2 separate regions of the Mus musculus genome follow, and region 1 is linked to region 2. The links are chromatin contacts, found by Hi-C or POLR2A ChIA-PET in ENCODE. All regions are on one chromosome and are shown on one strand. Each heading gives the region's core, a stretch centred on a gene start or an enhancer-like site at or near the end of the contact. The rest is flanking DNA. Distances are from core to core; before and after follow the strand shown.

Evidence for each region. Hi-C counts contacts between places; a loop is a spot of excess contacts on that map. ChIA-PET counts read pairs that join two places held with the same protein, here RNA polymerase II (POLR2A).
Region 1: a loop to region 2 is called in a map of heart, with 3 times the contacts of the local background. The contact joins the promoter of Zfp689 here to the promoter of Zfp764 in region 2. A Hi-C loop is called at or near these places in 3 of 37 maps with a recorded cell type or tissue (T-helper 1 cell, gastrocnemius and heart). POLR2A ChIA-PET finds 5 or more read pairs at or near these places in 1 of 5 experiments (Patski).

What each region holds. Positions count from the first base shown.
Region 1 is chr7:127,447,390-127,450,845 of GRCm38, reverse strand. Zfp689 (zinc finger protein 689) reads left to right here and starts at 1,688. Exons shown (of 3, transcript NM_175163.3): 1 at 1,688-2,192; 2 at 2,370-2,483. The coding sequence starts at 1,988. It overlaps B130055M24Rik (a long non-coding RNA gene), which reads right to left and starts at 2,456. Exons shown (of 2, transcript XR_869949.3): 1 at 1,275-2,456.
Region 2 is chr7:127,404,699-127,408,171 of GRCm38, reverse strand. It overlaps Zfp764 (zinc finger protein 764), which reads left to right and starts at 1,350. Exons shown (of 3, transcript NM_146203.4): 1 at 1,350-1,751; 2 at 1,893-2,006; 3 at 2,513-3,473. The coding sequence starts at 1,568.

The DNA of each region.
Region 1 (3,456 bases), core at 439-2,938, 42 kb before region 2:
CTGTATATCTGTGTACCACATGTGTACCTGCTGCTGCTGGAAGACACAGTGGCAGATTTCTTGGAATACAGTTACAGATGATTGTTAGCCACCATGTGAGTGCTAGAAACAGAATCTGGGTCCTCTGTAAGAACAAGTGCTCTTTTTTCTTATTTATTTATTTTATGTAAGTACACTGTAGCTGTTTTCAGACACACCAGAAGAGGGCATCTGATCTCATCACAGATGGTTGTGAGCCACCATATGGTTGCTGGGATTTGAACTCAGGACCTTTGGAAGAGCAATCAGTGCTCATAACTGCTGAGTCATCTCTCCAGCCCCAGAACAAGTGCTCTTAACCACTGAGCCACTTCTCCAGCTGGGGAGAAATTAGTCTTAAAGCGTTTTGCCCAACATAAGAGTTGCTAGAGCCACAAAGAAGACATTCCATGTTTGGATTTCATTCCTATGTCTAGTAACAGATTTTGAGGAAGCTGATCCAGATTTGTGGGGGTTTTATTGTTCATTTGTTTTTTGAGGCAGGCTGGTTTTGAGATAGCCCCGGATAGCCTGGAACTCACTTTGTAGACCAGGATGTCCTCAAACTCAAGAGATCTACCTGCCTTTTCCTCCCAAGTGCTGGGAATTAATGGTGCGTGCCACTGCACCCGGCTGTCTTATGATTTTTGTTGTAGTTCTCTATGGAGGGGGGAGTCCAGGACTCTAGACATAAAGTTTCAGACACCATCTACTCGAATAGTCCAGGTGCTTGGCTGGCTCTCAGCAGCGAAGGCACAGCCTCTCTGTGTGGCCTCTAGATGTGCGAATCCTATTTACCCTCTGTGCAGTCTTCCTTACCTGATAATTATTCAGAAAGGAGCAATAGGTTCGGCTTCATACCCAGTCCTGGGTATCTATTTTAAAAATACTTTTATAGAACTTTGGGCCCCATGCATGCTAGGCAAATGCCTGCCACTGGGCTATACACTCTTCATTTAAAAACAGGGTCTATGTTGCCCATGCACTCCTGACACACGTTGACACAGCTGCACTATTTCGGAAAGCAACGGTACAGGGGTGATTTCCCTGCTTCATTATAAATGAAAGGATCAACTAGCCATCTGTCTTTTGTTCCCCCTGGTAGCCTAAATGTGCATTCCACTGTACAAAGAAAGGGTAAGCCCAAAGCTATTGGTCTCACCTCTAAACAAGCGAACTTCCTTGGTACTCAGGTAGGCCATTCACTTCTATAGACTACTTAGGAGCTGCCCAAGGTACAAGACCAGTCAACTTACCATTCTAGTCATTCAATTTTACCAGACGCGCCTTTTGTGCACCAGATCCTTACCACCGCTCCCTTCTCATCTAGTACTTTTCAGAATTCCTGGCTGTGACACCTTTATGATCGTAGGATGTAGCTGTTCAAAAATCCATGTTGTCACTGTGTGACTTTCCCTTTGGAAGACCTGTAGAAACGTCTTCTCCAAGTAGGGCAAACAAGCGTTGGAGAACACAAGAAAAGCCTCCCATTCATAAGACTTCTCACAACCGGCTTAGAGACACAGGATCCACCTTCTTGCCCTTAAGAATCCGTTGGCTTCATTCAAATGGGCCGCCTTCATTGATGACCAATCAGAACGCCCGATCTTCAGCTACCAACCAATAAACGAATGCAATAGATAGGAGGAAAGTAGGCAAGAAGCCATCTCGCAGCGCCATTACACTTTAGGGCAAGGAGGTTAAGAAGTCGGCATGGCGTTCGGGTCAATAAAATCGATAGCTGGAACCTGCCTGTGTTCTAGGCAGCGGTGGTGCAGGAGCAGCGCCGCCATCTTCCCCGAAGGCATCTTCCGGTGCCTCTCACCCAAGTTCCAGCGGGAGTTCCCTGAATAACGGTCTGTGTCGGGCCGCCCGGCCCCTCAGGCAGCCGATTCAGATTTCCTCCGGGCCTTCCCGACGGAGCTTCTAGGTCTCCGGGTCCCCGTGGCAAGGCCGGGGAGCAGGTCCGATGGCGCCACCTTCGGCTCCGCTTCTCCTGCGGGCAGTCGGAGAGGCTGGACCTACTCGGAAAAGGGGCAGGAGGCCAAGGGCCTTGAAGTTCGTGGACGTGGCCGTGTACTTCTCCTCGGAGGAGTGGGGGTGTCTGCAGCCCGCTCAGAGGACTCTGTACCGGGATGTGATGCGCGAGACCTACGGCCTCCTGGGCGCGCTCGGTGAGGCCCGGCCCAATCTGCTTACGCGGGGCCTAAGGGATGATGGAGCTTGAGGGCGGGGTAGAGTGGGGGCAGGGAGCCTAGGGTCCTGACCTGCGATCGGCTTGTTAGGGGTTGGCGTTTATTTTTTAGCATCCTTTCTTCGGGCCAGCTCTCTGACTGGTTCTCCTTCCCCAGGATGCGCAGGTCCCAAACCAGCTCTCATCTCCTGGTTGGAACGAAATACCGATGACTGGGAACCAGCAGCCCTAGATCCGCAGGAGTACCGGAGATGGGTAACATTCCAGAGAAGTGAGTGAAAAATACCCACGAAAACCATACTGCCTTCCTGAGTAATGCCCTAAACTGTCGACCCAATCTAAATTTGTCGTCTGATGAGAGTTAACCAGGTTGCTTGTACTGTGGGCATACGAACTACAAACGGTACTTCATTGACATAAGTGAATTACTGAGCTTTGAAAAAGATAACTACTGCTTTCCAGGATCCGGGACTTAGCTTCCATTGAACTTCTCCAATTCCCATCGGTCCTGGGAAGACTAGAAAGAGTCCTTAACCACTGAGACATCTCTCTCTAGCCCCTGGTTCACTCTTGACTTTAAAAAAGAAAAAGCCCCATTGATTGGAATGTTCATCTAGGCTTGTGAACTACTGGATGAAATACAGTCCAAGGTTTTTTTGTTTTTTTTTTTTACAACTCTCTCAAAGTGCTCCTAGACCAACAGCTGCATATTTGGGAGTTGTCTTGGTCAGAGGTTTCTATGCTGTGATAAACACCATGAACAAAAGTGGCTTGGGGAGAAGAGGGTTTATTTCATTGATATTTTCATGTAAACATCCATCATCAAAGCAGGGCAGGGCAGGAACATCAAGGCAGGAACTGAAGCAGAAAGCCACAAGGAAGGCTGCCTCCTGCTTGCTCTCCTACTTTCTTACACACTCAGGAACATCTGCCTAGGGATAGCACCACCCACAGTGGGCTGGGCCCTCCCATGTCAACCTTAATCAATCACTAATTAAGAAAATGTACCACGCTGGGCATGGTGGCACACACCTTTAATCCCAGCACTCAGGAGGCAGAGGCAGGTGGATTTCTGAGTTCAAGGCCAGCCTGGTCTACAAAGTGAGTTCCAGGACAGCCAGGGCTATACAGAGAAACCCTGTCTCGAAAAACCAAAAAAAAAAAGAAAAGGATGTACCACAGGCCAATCTGGTGAGGACATTTTTCTCCGTTGAGGTTCCCTCTTCCCAAATCACTCTAGCTTG
Region 2 (3,473 bases), core at 101-2,600:
ATAGGGCGACATCCTGTTCACCATAGCCTTGTTCCACACATTAGAAGGTATATGCTGTATGAAACTGGGGGAGCTGATAGCGATCTCATAACCCTGGGTCACCCCTCCTCCCACTCTGGTGGTGCAGTTGGTTGGGGATTAAAACTATTTTCAGGGCAGGAGAGATGGCTCAGTGCTTAAGAGCACTGCCTGCTTTTCAAGAGGTCCTGAGTTCAATTCCCAGCAACCACATGGTGGCTCACAACCATCTGCAATGGGGATCTGATGCCCCCTCTACTGGTGTGTCTGAACACAGCTACAGTGTACACCTTTTGCTCTCTTGCTCTCTAACCCTCTTCTGCTCTGTCCCTTCTCTCCTCATTCCCCTCCCCCCTCCATGTGTTCTATTCCACTTCTCTTTTCTCTCTCTTTCTCTTTCTTCTCTTTTTCTCACCTTTCCTTCTCTCCCTCTCTCTCTGTCTCTCTTCATCTGTCTCTATTAAGCCATCAACTCTCCACCCCATGCCTTAAATAAACTCTATTCTATACTGTACCATCATAAGCTGGTACCTCCGGGGGGAAGGGAGGACTCAAATGAGCTCTCAGAGGCACCCCCTTCACCTACACCACACTGTGCCTCCACCAACATATCCCTGGCTTCTTTTTCTTTTTTTTTTTTATAAAGCACAAACAGCTCTGAATGATGACAAATAGGATAATATTCCTTTCATAGGTAGGTATTCTTATATTAAAATAACAATGAGTCAGACTTAAATCCTTACTGTGAGTTGGACCTCATTCCTCCCCGGACTCTCACAAATGGCCCAGAAATCTTAACTCCCTGCTAAGAGTGAGGCAAAGAAATCCAGATGGGCAGGAGTACATTTAACCTTTTAGAAGATTGGATGGTCTGGAATGTCCCAGGTGTCCTGGCTGATCAAAGATCAGCTCTGTGATCTCTGATCTGTATCAGGAGCAGTCAGTATTCCTCAACTAGTTTGAGATTTGAAGACCAAGCTGATAAAACCACCACAACTGGAGGCCTGCTTCATTTAATAGCTTATTAACAGGTCTCCCTCCACAGGCTTGCTTCTAGCTCCGAGATGAACACTGACCACAAATAAAATACTAAACATCTATTCACAGGCCGCTTCCACCTAGCTGACCTTGAGAGGGCTGTGGGTCTTCTGAGACCATAAAACCCTCCCTGTATGTGGTCCTCACAGGCAGGCAGTCTCATGTGGGCCTGTCTGCCTGGGATTTGTTCTCAGACTGGCACTTGTAGACTCTGTGGCCATTTTTGATGAGGGCTGGAAGAAATTGATGCAGGAAGTCAAGTAATGCAACCCTGGGCAGGACCGCTAGGGAGCATAGTTCCTGAGATGCCGCGCCCAAGTCCACATTTTTACGCGGTCTTCCTGAAATCTCCGCTGTGCTCCTATCAGTTTTCAATTTTCACCTACATTAAGGTGCCCACAGACCTGGTTCCTGTCCCTTTTCAGCCCTGGTACCCGACCACGGACACCGTGAACTGAGAAGGCAATCCCAGGCGTGCGGGGCTGACCCAGGGACTGTGCGGGGAGTCCCCATGGCGCAGAGGATGGCCCGGGGAAGGGCCTGGGCTCCGCCTGCGTCCTGTAAACCCGAGGCTGTGAGCTTCGCGGACGTGGCCGTGTACTTCTCCCCGGAGGAGTGGAGGTGTCTGCGGCCGGCGCAGAGAGCCCTGTACCGAGAGGTGATGCGCGAGACCTATGGTCTCCTGGCCTCTCTCGGTGAGAACCTTCCTGGCCGCCTGTGTTCGCGCCTCACGTGACACCGTGGGTCCTGCGTGGCAGCAGAGAGACCTGGGCACGGGCGGTCGGAACCAAGTGGGTTGTCCTCTTGACTAGTGGGTTTGCTATTTTTCCCTTCAGGACTTGGAGGCGCCAAACCAGCACTCATCTGCTGGGTGGAGGAAGAGTCCGAAGTGTGGGGACCCTGTGCACAGGATCCAGAGGTGGCCATGTGCAGGACAGAAGTCCACTCAGGTGAAGGACTGGGTACTTGCCTGGGGAAACTTCTGTGTTGCCAGCCTGTGTGGTGTCTTCTAGTGACTGCACTTACTGCCTGGCAGTTTCTTCTTATTTTGCTGTTTCCTGGCCAAAGCCATGATGGCTGGCTCCTGGATTCATCTGAAAAGGGGCTGTGATTGTTCTGTCCAGTGCTCTCACCTCATATCTACAGGGTCATTAGGCTGTATAGGTTGTAGCCCCTCGTTCCCACTTCTTCTCTGCTACTATCTCTGTGACTGCGTTCTGGAGTCTCCTTCAGTTCTTGCTGTCCACCTCTGACAAGTGCTTCTTAGACAACTGCACTTGGGATTGGGGACCACACAGACCCCTTTCTTTATGCTGCATCTGGACATCTGTGCACCGCACATGCTCAGATGCGGTGGTCTCTACCGTCCTGTGTCCAGTCTGTCCCCATGTGGCGCTGTGGAAATTAAGGGGCAGTAGAAGTCAGAGTCTGAGCTTTTTTCATGGTCTCCCAGCAGATTGCAGGCACGAGAAGGAAAGGAAGAGACCAAGAGAAGAGACTGAAGCAATGCAGAAGACATTTTCTCCAGAACCTGGGCAGAAGGAGCCACAACTCTCATTTGCTGGCTCCGCTAGTGGAATTCAAGCCACGGTCCTAAGGGCAGACAAGCGTCACGGGTGCCATTTGTGTGGGAAGAGTTTTGCCCAGCGGCCCACATTGGTGGAGCACCTGTACACTCACACAGGTGAAAAGCCGTTTCAGTGCCCAGACTGCAACAAATGCTTCGGCCGGGCTTCTTCCCTGACCATGCACCGAGCCATACACCGAGGGGAACGGCCGCATCAGTGTCCTGACTGTGGGAAGAGTTTTACCCAGCGGTCCACATTGGTGGCACACATGTATACTCACACAGGTGAAAAACCATTTTGTTGCCCCGACTGCAACAAATCCTTCAGCCGGTCTTCTTCCCTGAGCTCTCACCGGGCCATACACAGAGGGGAACGGCCTCATTGTTGCCCTGACTGTGGCCGAGCCTTCACACGTCGCTCTGGCCTCATTGCCCATCTCCGTATCCACACTGGGGAGAAGCCTTACTGTTGTGCTGATTGTGGACGCTGCTTCAGCCAGAGATCTGCGTTCCGTGAGCACCAGCGGGTGGTACACAGTGGTGTGACCCCCTTCACTTGCACTCACTGTGGCAGAGCCTTTGCGGATTCCAAATATCTTCGGCGCCACATGCGCATCCATACAGGTGAAAAGCCTTATTCATGCCCTGATTGTGGTCGCTGCTTTCGCCAGAGCTCTGAAATTCCAGCCCATAGGAGGACCCACACTGGCGAGCGTCCTTACCCCTGCCCTCAATGTGGCAGGCAGTTTCGCACAAAGTCAGCTATGACAAGCCACCAGTGGGTCCATAGACCAGGAGCTAAAGGCCATAAGGACAAAAAAGCCCGTCAGTTATCTATATCCCTGGACCC